Regions from separate parts of the Homo sapiens genome. Here region 1 is linked to region 2. Evidence: chromatin loops called from intact Hi-C (ENCODE). Cell type or tissue: IMR-90. All regions are shown on one strand. Links, peaks and the distances in the headings refer to the core of each region. The heading gives the core; the rest is flanking DNA.

Evidence for each region. A loop is a pair of places that touch in the nucleus more often than their neighbours do. Peaks named below come from ENCODE experiments on the same cell type or tissue, not always from the same donor. Only the 100,000 strongest peaks of a DNase experiment are listed, where the experiment ranks them.
Region 1: it touches region 2 in a loop (4-fold over the local background); 1 of 110 quality-filtered maps calls a loop at or near these places.

The regions. Positions count from the first base shown.
Region 1 is chr11:103,937,806-103,943,803 of GRCh38, forward strand. It overlaps PDGFD (platelet derived growth factor D), which reads right to left. Exons shown (of 7, transcript NM_025208.5): 5 at 5,647-5,845. Among named protein-coding and RNA genes, the nearest start is that of PDGFDDN, 34 kb to the left of the region's middle. In IMR-90, for the core only: no CTCF peak of the experiment used is centred there; a DNase peak (open chromatin) is centred at 2,906.
Region 2 is chr11:105,233,949-105,239,946 of GRCh38, forward strand. All of the region lies in intron 4 of LOC105369468 (a long non-coding RNA gene), which reads right to left. Among named protein-coding and RNA genes, the nearest start is that of CARD18, 97 kb to the left of the region's middle. In IMR-90, for the core only: no CTCF peak of the experiment used is centred there; a DNase peak (open chromatin) is centred at 2,943; H3K27ac peaks cover 1,529 bases.

The DNA.
Region 1 (5,998 bases), core at 805-4,804, 1.3 Mb before region 2:
TGGTTTTTTGTCCTTGTGATAGTTTGCTGAGAATGATGGTTTCCAGCTTCATCCATGTCCCTACAAAGGACACGAACTCATCATTTTTTATGGCTGCATAGTATTCCATGGTGTATATGTGCCACATTTTCTTAATCCAGTCTATCGTTGTTGGACATTTAGGTTGGTTCCAAGTCTTTGCTATTGTGAATAGTGCTGCTATAAACATACATGTGCTTGTGTCTTTATAGCAGCATGATTTATAATCCTTTGGGTATATACCCAGTAATGGGATGGCTGGGTCAAATGGTATTTCTAGTTCTAGATCCCTGAGGAATCACCACACTGACTTCCACAATGGTTGAACTAGTTCACAGTCCCACCAACAGTGTAAAAGTGTTCCTATTTCTCCACATTCTCTCCAGCACCTGTTGTTTCCTGACTTTTTAATGATTGCCATTCTAACTGGTGTGAGATGGTATCTCATTGTGGTTTTGATTTGCATTTCTCTGATGGCCAGTGATGATGAGTATTTTTTCATGTGTTTTTTGGCTGCATAAATGCCTTCTTTTGAGAAGTGTCTGTTCATATCCTTCACCCACTTTTTGATGGGGTTCTTTGTTTTTTTCTTGTAAATTTGTTTGAGTTCATTGTAGATTCTGGATATTAGCCCTTTGTCAAATGAGTAGGTTGCAAAAATTTTCTCCCATTCTGTAAGTTGCCTGTTCACTCTGATGGTAGTTTCTTTTGCTGTGCAGAAGCTCTTTAGTTTAATTAGATCCCATTTGTCAATTTTGGCTTTTGTTGCCATTGCTTTTGGTGTTTTAGACATGAAGTCCTTGCCCATGCCTATGTCCTGAATGGTATTGCCTGGGTTTTCTTCTAGGGATTTTATGGTTTTAGGTCTAACATTTAAGTCTTTAATCCATCTTGAATTAATTTTTGTATAAGGTGTAAGGAAGGGATCCAGTTTCAGCTTTCTACATAGGGCTAGCCAGTTTTCTCAGCACCATTTATTAAATAGGGAATCCTTTCCCCATTGCTTGTTTTTCTCAGGTTTGTCAAAGATCAGATAGTTGTAGATATGCGGCATTATTTCTGAGGGCTCTGTTCTGTTCCATTGGTTGATATCTCTGTTTTGGTACCAGTACCATGTTGTTTTGGTTACTGTAGCCTTGTAGTGTAGTTTGAAGTCAGGTAGCATGATGCCTCCAGCTTTGTTCTTTTGGCTTAGGATTGACTTGGCGATGTGGGCTCTTTTTTGGTTCCACATGAACTTTAAAGTAGTTTTTTCCAATTCTGTGAAGAAAGTAATTGGTAGCTTGATGGGGATGGCATTGAATCTATAAATTACCTTGGGCAGTATGGCCATTTTCACGATATTGATTATTCCTACCCATGAGCATGGAATGTTCTTCCATTTCTTTGTATCCTCTTTTATTTCATTGAGCAGTGGTTTGTAGTTCTCCTTGAAGAGGTCCTTCATGTCCCTTGTAAGTTGGATTCCTAGGTATTTTATTCTCTTTGAAGCAATTGTGAATGGGAGTTCACTCGTGATTTGGCTCTCTGTTTGTCTGTTATTGGTGTATAGGAATGCTTGTGATTTTTGTACATTGATTTTGTATCCTGAGACTTTGCTGAAATTGCTTATCAGCTTGAGGAGATTTTGGGCTGAGATGATGGGGTTTTCTAGATATACAATCATGTCATCTGCAAACAGGGACAATTTGACTTCCTCTTTTCCTAATTGAATACCCTTTATTTCCTTCTCCTGCCTGATTGCCCTGGAGGCATATGTTTTCAATGAATTGTAGTTTAGTTTTAGTTAAACTGCAGTGGTAATGCAGCAATTTAAGGAGTATTTATGTAGCTTACAGAAAGAACACCCATATAATTTCACTTAATTTTATGCACACTTCCGATACTCATTATTAGTATATCTACCATAAAAAGTAAATGCAATTTGAACTTAAAATACTGATTTTTAAAAAATTAACTTCTGGGCAGCTTTGAGGTTAAAAGCATGAGGCTGAAACTACTGGCAAAAATTAGGTTTGAAACTACAGTTATCTACAGATTTCAATTATATACGCTACCCTTTTCTCCATTACCCCCTAGGAAACTGAAAGTTGAATATATTAACTTGTTATATTATCTTCACTCCAGAAGCTTTTACAGACAAGTTTGAGCTTATCTATTACTTGTGAATTTTAAAAATGTAGACATTATTGCGTTGACATCCTGGTTTCAATACTTGGTAATTTTATCTGTTTCCTCTCTCTCTCTTTCCTCACCAAAACTTTACTGTTCTTTTGCATTCGCCATTTTCAACTCTTCTTGAAGAGAACAAAAAGCTCACTTACCACCTCACCTCCCTTCTACTAAATAAAAAGAAGCAAAACACATCATTTAATTGTAAAATATGAACCTTCATATTTTAAATATTCCTGATTCATTATAAGTTCTTTACTCAGTGTGTCTGCATTCTATTTCAGAGTTCATAAAACTCTGTGTTTTGTATATTCACATTCAAATGTCATCTTAGAATCCTGCTCTTTGCAATCATGAAAAATACCACTTTCCATCTGTCTGGACAAATCAGAAGAATGGATGCTCAAAAGATATTCATAAATGATGAGCTTGCTTCTGCACAACATCATTAAGAAATTATTATACTGATAGAAGGAGACTTTTTGGAGATCCTGAAAAGGCAAAGTTTTATTTGACACCTAATGGACTTCCATTATCCATCGCTATTTTCCTGTTTTCACTGTTTATTCACTGCTCCCCTCCTCATACATTGGCATACAAGCCATGAATTTGTATTTTTAAGTTCTCAAAGCAGAAAATACCAGCTGAAATATTAAACCTGACTTCCCTTGTTTTTGTGATACATGCAGGTGATTCAGCATCAATGGAATGATAAATAATTAAATCAGCACATTTATACAAGAGCAGAGACAGTGGTGACTTGCCAGGGTTAAATTAAATGGTACAAAAATGCCTTAGGGCCATTTTAAACAAGAGATTAAGAAATGCAACCTAAGCCAGCAGGGGAGAGAGACGATGTTTACTTTGTCACAAACATCAAGTAGTATGTCACCTTGAATGCTCTTGCAAGGTTATTTCGGTAACCAAAGACATTTTTAATAAAGCTACCCTCTCCAGTCTATGGGGTGGTTTCTATAAACTTTAGAAATAGGCTAACACTGGATTAGTAATATATTCCATCCCACAAACATTAATTGAGCATCTAAAATATGTCAGAGACTGTTCCAAGTACTGCAGATACAGGATGAACAATCTCTAAAGTAGTGTTTCTTGACACTGGCTGTCTCTAAGGATCACTCTCCTAGGAACCATAAATAATATCAATATATATCCCAGTCTCACCCCATTGAGATTCTGAGTCAATGTATCTGGGGTGGGACTAGGCATCTGAAGTTTTTCAAAGCTCCCTCAGGTATTAAATATTCAGCCAGAGTGGAGAACCATAGGAGGTGCTGGGATCCCAGATCCTCTTAGAGGAAACACAACAGTACAATAACAGTGCAGCAGTAGGACATACAAAATGAGGTGGTGTCTTAAGTGCTCCTAACTTTACCAGGTTAGGGGGTGGGTAGACATCACAGGGACTACATCACAGAATAAGGGACAAGGTAGGCTTCACCAAGGAAGTAATGCAAACATATTTCAGAATTCTAAGTCATTATAGCTAGCTAACAATTTTTGAACACGTATCAAGTGTCAGGTGCTCTTGATGGCACCAGAAGCAGTCCCCAGAAGTAGGTGTTATTGCACACACATTGCCAATAAGAAAACTGAGATCAGGGTGCCTGCTAAAAAAAAAATCACAAAACTTGTAAGTGGCAGGGTTAGAATTTGAATCCAGGCCTCCTGCCTCCAACTCAACACAATTTCTAGGGGGAAAAAAAGTAATGGATTTAGGTGATTTCAAAATTTTAATATTTCCAGAAAAAAAGATGCCAAGAAGGGCTGTCCCTTGAATTGCTGAAGACAGAGTCAGCTTTTATTGCTCGTTTGTCCAATACTATTTTTATATAAAATTTCCTCTGGGGTTTTCAAAATATGTGCATATTTTACTTTCTTTTAAGTTGACCTAGTAGAGATCCAAACACAGCAATGTCTTACAGAAAAGCAATTTTTTCTTTAAATTGAATCCAATCTGTGCCCTGGAGAGATTCAGGGCTATAGTGATCTGCACATGGCATATCTCCATAACACCAGGGCCACCAGTGACTTTCTTGTCCCCCTCTTAGCTAAGCCATAAGCAGAAGGCCCAGGCAGGAGTTAACTAATTAGTCATTTTGTCCCAAATGTTATAAATGGTTGTGCTAAAGCAGCCCAGGTTCACAGTTCTTAAAAGTATTCTTAATATTTCAAAGTGCAGGAAACAAGCTGTATCTTGGTGAAATACCTTTATATCTACAATGCAAACCAGCCTTTCGAGACCTTTTAGGGAACATTTCAATTATAACAAACCTTATCAAATAAGGAAAGGACATAACAGACTAGAAGTAACTGTTTTATTCAATAAGAGGCAACTATATTTCATATCTTTATTAATTGGAGTTTTACATGCCAATAAACATTCTCATCCTAAGATCATATCACTCAGATGTAAGACCTGGATATTTATTTTTTTAGTTTAAGCATTGTTTTAACTCATGATGTTCTCTCTGCCTTAATGTTCCTCTCGGTTCTCCCCTTATTGTACTTTCCTGAAGTTTCTAATTGAATATGTGCTCTCACACATCTCCAAACTATTCCAGACCTTCTTTTCCTCTGCCTTGAGACATTTATATCTCGAGCACATAAACCACCCAGGCACCAAGCAGATATCAGATCTAGAAGGTAGAATTGAAATTTTCCAACAAAGTTTTGGCTGTTGCTTTAACAGGGTTCTCTCCTGCCAACACTGACATCCCTGGACTAAACCAATCTTCACACCTATCAGAGAGGCAAAACTATCAATTACACAAGCACTGTTCTTGTAGGCAAGAGACCAGGATCCTCATTCTTCTTCATTGCTAACTAACCACACAGACATTGGCAAATTACTTACTTCCTCTGACTTGTCTGTCTCCACTGTAAAATTGGGGCTAATAATGCCTTGCTTGCCAAAAAATAAGAAGCTGGTTCAGATAATTTTTATAAGATCTCATCCAGCTCCAAACTATGACCTATATATCTTTCACGGGACCAAACCCTTCTTAGTCTGATGCAAAAAAAACACAGTTTGGGCAAAATGCAGAACTTCATTTGAAAGTGCTGTGAAACATGACAATGGACTGATAGTAACCACCTGATCTAAGTGAGTTAAATATATTGTACTGCTAATCCTTACTCATTATTACAGGTTATGTCCCTAGTCCAAAAATCTAAACTCTGAAATGATCCAAAATCCAAAACTTTTTGAGCACCAACATGATTCTCAAAGGGAATGCTCACTGGAACATTTTGGAGTTCAGATTTTTGGATTAGGGATACTGAGCCAGCAAGTATAAATGTAAATGTTCCAAAATCCAAAAAGCATCCAAAATCCAAAAGACTTCTGGTTTCAAATACTTTGGATAAGGGATACTCAGCTTGTACTGTTAAGATTTCTATGTGCTTATGAAGAATGTACAAGTGTCTGTCTCTTACCTTTTGACTTCCGGTCATGGTATGACCTGCCTCGATACCGAGGGGTGTCCAGATACATATTCTCAAGATCTTCTTGCCATGACTCTGGATTGAAGTACTTGAGCAGATCTTCCACTGTATCAAATTCTGCAATTTTTTTGTCCAGAGCATCCGCAATCAGAGTGGGATCCGTTACTGATGGAGAGTTATAGGATACCCCCTAAGAGTGACATACAGCTCAGTGTACTCAGAATAAGTCCATTGCTGTGAAATACAACAGTCATTCAACTATACGGAAGGAACATAAACAGGCTTCTGAGTATAAGACATCATACGTTTGAATGCTATGTAAAAACAACATGGTATTGTCTTG
Region 2 (5,998 bases), core at 621-4,620:
ATTGCTTACAACTTAAGGAGATCCATGCTATGATTTCTCACATTTTGCTGCTGAGAATGCTGAGGCACAAAATATTTAAGATACTTGCCCAAAGTCACATAGTTAATAAGTAGCTGCATTTGAATTTGAACTCAATTCCCACAGTTTGTGTTTTTAATCAATCAATTATATTATAATACTTTTAATGATATGGGTACAAAATGTAATAAGAATATCAGAGAAAATGTTCTAAATCTACCCATGGGATTCTGTCTGCTTCACAGAAGAGGAATTTGAGCTGAGACTTGAGGAATGAGTAAAGATTTGTTCCATTTTTACAATGACATTTGAAACAATGAGAAAAATGTGTGCAAAGGATGTAGTAAGAAAGAAGTACATTGATATATATATACAAACACACACACACACGTCTATATGAGCAAAAATTTCAGAGAAGAAAGTTTAAGCCAGAAGATTAGAAGTTAAATAAGAATACTCCTTACTACCTATCCATCCATCATTTATTTAGACTATCTAAAGAAACTTTAAATTGTACAAATAGGTATTCCATATATCATTTTATTTGGCATTTATACTAATGTAGCAAAATTGGACACTGATAAAAATTTGGACTCTGGAGTCAAACACACATGGTTTGAATCCTGACTCTGTGATGTCATACACAAGAAACATTAGGCATATTTTGAAATAATATATATTAATTCTTCAGTTTTTCTCAGAGATTTTTAGTATGTGACATTGAACAAACATATGAATGTCTTTAGAACTCAGTTTTCTTATATGTAAAATGAGAATTATAAAACATCATTTCTTAAATAAAACGTGATGCTATTATCAAAATATATAGCATGGGAATGTCATTAATTTGTGTTTTTTAATATTCTAGGTAGACAGAATAGCAAGTATAAGACCTTGAACTGGGAATCTGGGGTATTTTAGGAACAGAAATAAGGTGCTAATATCAACAGACACTAGTGAAGAAGGGGAAGAATTCTATATAAGATAGAGACATAGGCAGTATCCTGAGCATACAGAGCATTGTAGACATAAATAGTGTTTGGGATTTTAGTATAGAGATTTTGTTCTAAACATTGAAAGATTCCACCAATAGCAGACCACCCATTCTTCACAAGTGGAAGTGGACTTTCTCAAAGTTGGATCACATGCTAGTTTATGCTACAAATCAAGTCTCAATCAATTTAAAATATTGAAATTATACAAAGTCTATTCTCCAACTATAATGAAATGAAATCACAAATCAATAACCAAAAGACAGTTGGGTGATTCCAAGATATGTGGAAATTAACAACACAATCCTTAAAAGACTTCGAGTCAAATAAGAAATAAAAAGGTACATTAGAAAATATTTTGACCTCAACAAATTAGGCATTGAAAGATCATACCTCAAAATAATAAGAATCATCTAGGACAAACCAATAACCAACATCATACTGAATGGGCAAAAGCCAAAACCATTTTCTTGAGAACTGGAACAACATGAGGATGTCCACACTTACCTATCCTATTTAACATAGTACTGGATGTCCTAGCCAAAACAATCAGGTGAGAGAAAGAAATAAAGACATCTCTAACTAGGAAAGGAAGATGTCAAATTTCCTCTCTTCATGATGATATTATTCTATACCTAAAAAACCCTAAAGACTGCCAAAAGACTCCTAGAATTGATAAACGACTTCAGTAAATTTGCAGGATAAAAATCAACATACAGAAATCACTAGCATTTCTATATATCAATAACATTCAAGTTGAAAGCCAAATAATATCACAATCCCATTTACAATAGCCACAAAAAATAATGAAGTACCTAGAAATACATCTAACCAAGGAGGTGAATGATCTCTGCAAGGAAAACTACAAAACACTAGGGAAATGAAGCAGAAATTACACAAATGAATGAAAAAACATCCCATGCTCATGGATTGGAATAATTAATGCAGTTAAAATGGCCATACTGTCCAAAGAAATCTACAGATTCAATGTTATTCCTATAAATACCAATATCATTTTGCAGAGACTAGAAAAAAAACTCTTCTGAAATTTATATGGAACCAAAGAGATCTTAAGTAGGCAAAACAATCCTAAGCAAAAACAACAAATCCAGAGTCAGCACATTACCTGTGTTCAAACTATGCTATAAAGCTACAATAACCAAAATACCACGATACTGGTTCAAAAAACAAAAACATGGACCAGTGGAATAGAATACAGAACACAGAAAGAAAGCCACACACCTACAGCCATTTTGTCTTCAACAAGGTCAACAAAATGATAAAAAAGGAAAAGATTCCCTGTGCAATAAATGGTGCTGGGATAACTGGCTAGCCATATGTAGAAGAATGAAACTGGATCACTATCATTTACTATATACAAAAATTAACTCAAGATGAACTGAAGATTTAAATGTAAGACCTTAAACTATAAAAGTCCTAGAAGAAAAGATAGGAAATACCATTTTGGACATTGGCTGTGGTAAATAATTTGTGACTAAGCCCCCAAAAGCAATTGCAACAAAAACAAAAATTGACAAGTAGAACCTAATTAACTAAAGAGCTTATACACAGCAAAAGAAACTATCCACACAGCAAACAGAAAACCCACAGAATGGGAGGAAATATTTGCAAACTATACACGCAACAAAGGTCTAATATCCAACATGTATAAGGAAGTTAAACAATTCAACAAAAAACAACCCCATTAAAAAGATATAGTGATATAAACAGACATTTTCTCAAAAGAAGATTTACAAGCAGCCAACGAGCATATGAAAAAAATGCTCAATACCAATAATCATGAGAAAAATGCAAAAGAAAACCACAGTGAGATATCAACTTACATCACTCCCATGGCTACTATTAAAAAGTCAAGGAAAAAATAAAAGAGATGCTGACAAGGCTGCAGAGAAAAGGGAATGCTTATACACAGTTAGTGGGAATGTAAATTAGTTCAGCCCCTGTGGAAAGCAGTTGAGAGATTTCTCAAACAACTTAAAACAGAGCTATCATTCAGACTAGCAATCCCTCTACTGGGTATATACACAAAGGAAAATAAATCATTCTACCGAAAAGACCTATGCACTTGTATGTTTATCACAGCACTCTTCACAATAACAAAGACATGGAATCAACCTAGGGGATCATAAACAGTATAGTGGATAAAGAATGTGGCACATCAACAAGGAACTCCATGCAGCCATAAAAAAAATAATGAAATTATGTCTTTTGCAGTGACATGAATGCAGCTGGAGGCCATCTCCCTAAGCAAATTAATGTAAAAACAGAAAATTGAACATTGCATGTTCTCATATATAAGTGAGAGTTAATCATTCGATACATATGGACATGAAGATGGGAACAATAAACACTGGGAACTACTGGAGAGGGTAGGTGGGAAAGGGGCAAGGATTGACGGGGAAAGGGGCAAACTACAGTAATGTAGGTTTTTTTTCCTGGTTTCAAATCCCAATTTTCAAACTTCATATCAGAACTTAAAAGAAAAAGAATCAATCTCATGATCAAATATAAGACAGATGTGTCTCCCTTAAAAGGCTAGCTCCAAGCTAAAAATGGCCCCAAAATATTGAGAACAATGTTCCTTCACAGAGTATTTTCCCTTCCACATTTCCAAGGCTCAGAGTATTTTACTTTCCACATTTCCAAGGCTCCTCCCGACTCCTTCTCTATCTGGCATCTGTTATGTTCCATCATCCATTGGGCAGAAACAACACTACTATCCGTATACAGGGCATTTGTCTCAAGTTATTCCATCATGTCCACAAAAGTAGGGCAGGAGATTACTGGGAAGAAAAGCAGTTGATTTTTTTCTGCTTTATTAATGTTTTTACCTTTTTTTTTTTTAATTTTTAAAGTATACTTTAAGTTCTGAGATACACGTGCAGAACGGGCAGGTTTGTTACATAGGTATACACGTGCCATAGTGGTTTGCTGCACCCATCAACCCGTCATCTACATTAGGTATTTCTCCTAATGCTATCCCTCCCCTAGCCCCCCAACCCCCAACAGGCCCTGGTATGTGATGTTCTCCTCCCTGTGTCCATGTGTTCTCATTGTTCAACTCCCACTTATGAGTGAGAACATGTGGTGTTTTAGTTTTTTCAACAAATGATTCTAGGACAACTAGATATCAACATGCAAAAGAGTGAATTTAGACTCATCTCACATAATACAAAAAATTAAATCAAAATAGATAAAAGACTTAACTATAAGAACTAAAACTGTAAAACTTTTTGAAGAAAAATACAGAAATAAATATTACTGACTTCGAATTTACCAACAAAAGAAAAAATAGATTAATTGGACGTTTTCAAAATCAAGAAACCCATTTTTCTTTTCAATAACACTGTTAAGAAGCTAAAAAAAAATCAGAGAATGGGAGAAAACATTTGCAAATCATACATTTGATATGTATCTATCATCCAGAATATAAAAAGAATCCTTATAATTCAACAGTAAAAGATGAATAATTAAAAATGGGCTTAGGATTAAGATATTATTTCAATGTAGATAAACAAATGGTCAATAGTACATAAAAAGATGCTCAACACTATTCATTATTAGAAAACTACAAATCAAAACCACAATGAAATACTGCTTCCTATAATTCAAAATGACTATAATAAAAATGGAAAATAACATGTGTTGGTGAAAATGTGGAGAAATTAAAATCCTTATACTTTGCTCATTGGAACGTAACATGGTACAGCCATTTGGAAAAACATTTTGACAATTTCACAAAAAGTTAAACATAGAGTGACCATATGATTGAACAATTCCACAGTTAGATATATAAAACATATATTTCCACAAAATATGTACACAAATGTCATTTTAACTTTATTCATGTTAGCCAAAAAGTGGAAACAAACCAAAAGTCCATCAACTGATGAATGGATAAACAAAATGGGTATATTTCTGCAATGAACTGATTTATCCATAAAAAGGAGTGACGTAGTGACACATGCTAAAACATGGATGTATCTTGAAAACTGTATGCTGACTGAAAGAAGGCAAACACAAAAAGGCACACGTTGTATGATTCCAATTATATGAAATGTCCATTATAGGCAAATTCATAAAGACAAAAAGTAGATTAGTAATTTCCAGAACTTGCGGGGAGGGGATAATGGGAAATGACTGCCAGTAGTTACGTGGTTTGTTTGTTTGTTTGTTTGTTTTAGATGATGAAAAAATCCTGGAATCTGATAGTGGTGAGGGTTGTATAACCGTGAATGTACTAATAATCTTTATGTATTTTAAGAGGATGAATGTTTTCACGCTTGAAGTATATCTCAACAAAAAACAACAATGAGAATGGTGAAAACAGACATCTTTACTCTGGGCTCCTCTATCTTTAAACAGACTTGTCAACTCCATGCATTTCTCCAGGCCCCGCAACTTTCTATGGAGCACCCACAGCGATTGCAGAATGGCCAGTGCCCTGCTACTGCTCTTGGTGGCCCTAATTAGATCAACCCACCTAGACTCCAGGTTTCTCCCAGGAACTTATAGGAAAAAGGTACCATGAAGGCTTTAATTCACATAAGAAGTCACATAAGCAACAGTGATTCCAAGAGAACAATGGCCAGAAGCATATTGTTGTATTTGAAAGGTGCCGGATGATTACTGGGCATTTGCACGTTGAAGCACCATCATAGCTACTAGGCACTCTTTCTCCCATCCTGGAGTTCAAGATCAAGAAGATATTGGGAAAGAAGGCCTTCCCAGGAAACCAACAATGAACTGGTGGGAGATGTGGAGAACTGGCACAAGCCAGTGTGGGACAATCAGCCCTCAGTAGTCCCAAGAGATATCAAGGGAACTGCTTGAGAGGAGAACTTTTTGATATAACTAGCACAAGAATCCACCAGCCATAACTGAAGCTGGTTTAAGAGTCAGAACAAAGTCCTAAAATTCCCCAGACAGGCATTAACCCTTTAGTCACTGGATTCCAGGAAGTAGGA